2 separate regions of the Homo sapiens genome follow, and region 2 is linked to region 1. Evidence: chromatin loops called from intact Hi-C (ENCODE). Cell type or tissue: endothelial cell of umbilical vein. All regions are shown on one strand. Links, peaks and the distances in the headings refer to the core of each region. The heading gives the core; the rest is flanking DNA.

Region 1 (2,824 bases), core at 137-2,636:
ACTTAATTCAAAAATGGTTTCTACCAACATTGTTCTCAACTCTAATGTACCTGGTAAAATAGCCCATGTATGCTTCTTTGAAATTTTGCCATCTCATTACTTACACCAAAATCAATCTTTAAAAAAACAAAAACAGAGAGACAACGTTGATGTTTGGTCTAGCAGTGTTGCTAAGTATTTTAAAAGCAGCAAAGAGTAAATTGAGAACCACACAACTAATAGTCCAAAATACTATTGTTATATGCCCCTCATCTGCAGCTTGCCTAATGATTTTCCAAATATTAAAAACCAAATGGAGTTAGTGAATTAATGGTCATTACAACACCCATCAGCACGTCTATAAACCATGTGTACAGCTTTATCATATTTTACACACCAAGCAAGAAAGTCAATTATTTGTGACTTCTCTTCCCAGTTAGATTGCACCTCCTCAAAGGCAGAATCATTTTCTTTCCATTTCGCTTCCCTTAGAGTGCCTCATGCCTAGTTGGCTCTATGTGTTATTAATTAAAAAAAGAAAACTAAAACAGAAACTAAGGTTGAATTGTGGCTTGAAACAATGGATGGAAGTAACGTAAGTGTGGAACTCTCTTTAATCTGACCCCCTTAAATTATTCTATATGCAAACAGTTTTTAAAGAAGTCTCCTTAAATGCAAATCACTGTCAGGTTCCATATGGTCACCAAATAAAATATTTCTGAGGCATTGTTTAAAACATCGCAAAGTAATACATTGGAAACAAGTTTTAGTCTCTGTTTCTAAGATGAGTACACAAAAAGATTTTTATCAAATCATTTGAGTTATTGACCTCTTACAAATAAGAATAATGCATTGGAATTTGGGGACTCAGGGGAAAGGGTGGGGGTGGCAAAGGATAAAAATTACACATTGGGTACAGTGTACGCTGCTCGAGTGATGGGTGCACCAAAATATCAGAAATCACCACTAAAGAGCTTACTCATGTCACCAAACACCACCTATTCCACAAAAACCTATTGAAATAAAATATTAAAAATTAAAAAGAAACAGTCACGGGAATGGTTTTACACTGAACAAGCACTTTCAACAAAGGCTTGGAGCTTTGAGTCCTTTTTGAGTCAAATAGCTTAGTATTTTAGGCTTTTGTTCTCTCTGGTAAATATGAATACTCTCCCTGAAAAGGATAAGTTGTTTCGTTTCATATCTTGTAGCAGTGTCTTCAGAGTTAAAACCTGTTACTTCATCTTTCTACTGAGTGATAAGTCACTTGGGCTTTCACCAGTAGCTTTGTGCTTAAGTAAATACCTCTAAATATAATCTAGCACTACCATCAGCTTACCTAAAAAAGCACCCCTTCTATACAATTTCTCACATCTTCAAAAGAAACAAAGATACAGTAACTGGAGGGTACAGTGCTCCAAAAGATAGACTTTTCCTGCCAGGCTTGATCAAACATCACGAATTCTATAGACTTTTCTGTATCAATAGCTTTGTAAAACAAAAATCCTTCCATAAATGGGATGATAGTGAAAAGTATGCTGGTTCTGTGATTGCTCGGCATAAAATTCATTAGATTCTAGCCTGCATTCCTTCAGCATCATTTATAGCTGCAAGAAAAACCAACAGCACCTCCAACAGCAAAAACAGGAACAGTGAGCTCTGGAATTCATGTCATGTTTATTTTGATAAAAGAACTATATTCATTTCAATGAAATTTTGACAAGAAGCGGCAGCAGTGATGAGTTCATTTCCTTGAATTCTCTTTGCCCAAACAGCCTAAGAACTTACCTTTTCACAGAAAGACATTTCTGTGACCACTTTATTAAGTTTTAGCTAAGAAGCAATGCTTCCCATTTTTCATACATTTGAGAAGTCAGTTTACGTAAAAGCAGCTACCCTGAGGACTCATTTTTATGAATCAACTTTTACTGTTGTTGCCAAGAGCTGACATTAGCATGCAGATTTTGAAGTCATTTTAAGTATTGTCTGTTAATTAACATTTACTTTATTAATGTAAAATTTACTAAATCATTCTTTGTTAGAGATTCAAAAATTTAATGTATTCAAATGACTATATAAGATGCACGGACATCTCACATTTTAAGTGTTAGTAGCAGCTAATCTTTCAACGAAATTGCTTCAGTTCTCTAAAATTTGTTTAGAAAATTTCCCTTTAATGACATCACATTTAGTATTGAACCTGAAAGAGAATGTAAAAAAAGAGAAAGAAAAATAAAACACAGGCCGTAGAGACAAGAGAAGATATTTTGACCATAAATACACAATTTCTCAACCTGAACAAAGTTCGAGTCATGCAATTTGATATAAATTGCCCCCAAGAAGAAAAGCAGTGAACAATAAAAAACTATTTTTAATAAGTGAAAAATCTGTGATAGAAAGTTAGAAATGTCTCAACTACTGACTAGGGTTTCAATGTCCTTATATATCAATCATTGCAAGAAAATGTTTCCAGTTAGTTTTGACAAGAAATGAGTGAATATGTTCATTTTACTACTATAACATATCCACAGTCTAAGAAATTGTGAAGCTATAATTTGGAGTAATTATTTATATTATAACCCTCTCAAGTTTATAAAAGGATTTATACCAGAGTTGTTTTAAATATAGTAAACCCTGCAATGCATTAAATATTGACTCAAAGATTATTTCCTATTTTGTCATGGATCAGATAGAAAGTTGATAAGAATGATTGATAATTTATCAAAAGTAAGATCTAGCAACTTGGAAAATAAGAAGTTACGGTTCAATGTTCAATTTCATTTACAGATACTTTTCTCCCAGAGATTTATCTCTGTATAATGTGTCAGGATACACAGAATACAGA
Region 2 (2,824 bases), core at 289-2,788, 120 kb before region 1:
TCAGGGACCCCGAATGGAGGGACCAGCTGAAGCCATGGCAGAAGAACATGGATTGTGAAGATTTCATGGACATTTATTAGTTCCCCAAATTAATACTTTTATAATTTCTTATGTCTGTCTTTACTGCAATCTCTAAACATAAATTGTGAAGATTTCATGGACACTTATCACTTCCCCAATCAATACCCTTATGATTTCCTATGGCTGTCTTTACTTTAATCTCTTAATCCTGTCAGCTGAGGAGGATATATGTCGCCTCAGGACCCTGTGATAATTGCGTTAACTGCACAAATTGTAGAGCATGTGTGTTTGGACAATATGAAATCTGGGCACCTTGAAAAAAGAACAGGATAACAGCAATGTTCAGGGAATAAGAGAGATAACCTTAAATTCTGACCGCCAGTGAGCCGGGTGGAACAAAGCCATATTTCTCCTTTCAGAAACAAATGGGAGAAATATTACTGAATTCTTTTTATCAGCAAGGAACATCCCTGAGAAAGAGAATGCGCCCCTGAGGGTGGGCCTCTAAAATGGCCCCCTTGGGTGTGGCCATCTTCTATGGTCGAGCTGTAGGGATGAAATAAGCCCCAGTCTCCCATAGCGCTCCCAGGCTTATTAGGACGAGGAAATTCCCGCCTAATAAGTTTTGGTCAGACCGGTTGCTCTCAAACCCTGTCTCCTGACAGATGTTATCAATGACAATGGTGCCTGAAAGTTCCTTAGCAATTTTAATTTCGCCCCGGTCCTGTGGTCCTGTGATCTCGCCCTGCCTCCATTTGCCTTGTGATATTCTATTACCTTGTGAAGTACGTGATCTCTGTGACCCACACCCTATTCGTACACTCTCTCCTCTTTTGAAAATCCCTAATGAAAACTTGCTGGTTTTACAGCTTGTGGGGCATCACGGAACCTACTAACATGTGATGTCTCCCCCAGACACCTGGCTTTAAAATTTCTCTCTGTTATACTCTGTCCCTTTATTTCTCAAACCGGCTGATGCTTAGGGAAAATAGAAAAGAACCTACATGAAATATCGGGGGTGAATTTTGCCCAATATCTGGCTGAATTTCCCCCGATATCTGTCTATACTTACAATGGCACTTTTTCTATTTCCTGGTTTATCACATCTAGCTCCTCCAGTGTTATGTATTTTTCTAAGTGAAAGGAGTATAATCTCTTCCTACAGTCAAATATGTCCTGAGTTTCTCTTTAAAAAATTCCCTTACTAATCAAAATGAAAGGTATTTTTAATTGCTTTTTTAAAAAATGATTTTAAAACCCCTATCCAGTTATTTAATAGGCACATAGGACAACTAAATTCCCTTAACTATTGTTTGTTAAGTTATGGACTCAAGAACAATCAGTCTAAAGTCTTGGCTTGCTTTAGAGAGCTGCTAGTTCCTGTTCTCACCCTGCCTAACCAGAAGTGTTTCCACTACTGAGCATGCTTTCTCCCTAGATAAAGTAGATCTCTCCAAGCCCTATCCTCACTGTGTTCATCAGCATATCTGGGTTGTCTCCAAATGTTCCTTCAATCCTTATCTTTTTCTTTTCAATTTTTCAAATTCCATACTTTCTTCAAAATTTAACAGCACATTACGATACTTGCTATGCCTTATCTCATTCCAGAGGAAACTGCCAGGACCACAGTTCCTGTTGCAGGAGAAGCCATAATGAGTAAGTCTAAATTGAATGCATATTGGCTTCTGACCCAAGCATTGGCTTGGGACCTATGACATAATACGGTATGAAGCTAAGTGGGGATAATCAGAAGTTCCTTCTCTGGAATTTAAATTGAGAAATTTTATAGGAGAGTGGCTCATAAAAGCAGGAAATAAAAGAATGCAATTAGCAGAAACGAGATAAAATTGAGGCTTTGGCAGGTGAAAAGTTGTAAAAAAAATTTATAAGTAAGGAGAAACTCAGATATAAGAACAACAAAGCAAAAACCAACTCAACAAAGAGAAAGAAAGAATAGTCTGATGAAAATATGTCGGGGATGGAGTTTGAGAGTAGACGGGGGCACTAAAACGAACTGAGCTATGTTATTGTGAAACTTGAGAGTTAAAAACAAGAAATCCTGTTTAGACATCTATCTCAGTGTTCTTGCCCAAGCAGGATTTGTGTTTCCCTTGAGGTACTACACATGTATATGATTAGGTGTTGCTTACCGACCTCTAATTCATTAAATTATCTTTACCACCAGATTAGAAGCATCTTGAGCTCTGATATCCTGTCTTACTCTTTCTCTTTTTTTCTCTTTTACCCAAAAACCTAGCACTAAACAATACTTCTCACATAGAAAATGTTCATTAAGAGATTCAAAACAAGTTAAAGGCCCTACATATTAATTTTATCCAGAAATCTACAAGATAATGACTCCAAGTCTTGTTATTTCAGTTTATAAAGTAACAAGGAATGCAATTTAACTTCTAACATGTTTATTTCCCCCTTTTTTGTCAATATTATTAAGGCTTGGCAATAATAACTCACAGCATAGCTGGAGCTAAGTAACAGAAGACTTCAATCCACAGATTTTTGAGTCTGATAAATGGCAAGAACAAGTCAAAGGTTGTTTATGCCAAGAAAAACAATACCATCTTTTCATATATAAGAAGAAGAAAAAGAGAGTAATACTATTTGATTATCTCTTCCTAATACTTATTCTTTCAAATGGAAGAATGCCAAATACAAGTTCAGACTTTTTAAATGGAAAAAAGTTATAATAATTAGTATAAAATGAGTCAAATATGCTAGTTACAGAAAGATTTCAGAATAATTCCTTAGTAGTTTCAAACTCTATAGAAATGGATAAAACAGAAGT

What was found. Peaks named below come from ENCODE experiments on the same cell type or tissue, not always from the same donor. Only the 100,000 strongest peaks of a DNase experiment are listed, where the experiment ranks them.
Region 2: a loop joins it to region 1, with 7 times the contacts of the local background. A loop is called at or near these places in 1 of 110 quality-filtered maps.

The regions. Positions count from the first base shown.
Region 1 is chr3:106,860,633-106,863,456 of GRCh38, forward strand. No RefSeq gene overlaps it. Among named protein-coding and RNA genes, the nearest start is that of LINC00882, 380 kb to the right of the region's middle. In endothelial cell of umbilical vein, for the core only: a CTCF peak has its summit at 1,608; a DNase peak (open chromatin) is centred at 1,619; H3K27ac peaks cover 215 bases.
Region 2 is chr3:106,743,973-106,746,796 of GRCh38, forward strand. All of the region lies in intron 1 of LOC105374029 (a long non-coding RNA gene), which reads right to left. Among named protein-coding and RNA genes, the nearest start is that of LINC00882, 500 kb to the right of the region's middle. In endothelial cell of umbilical vein, for the core only: no CTCF peak of the experiment used is centred there; DNase peaks (open chromatin) are centred at 1,579 and 2,509; H3K27ac peaks cover 2,351 bases.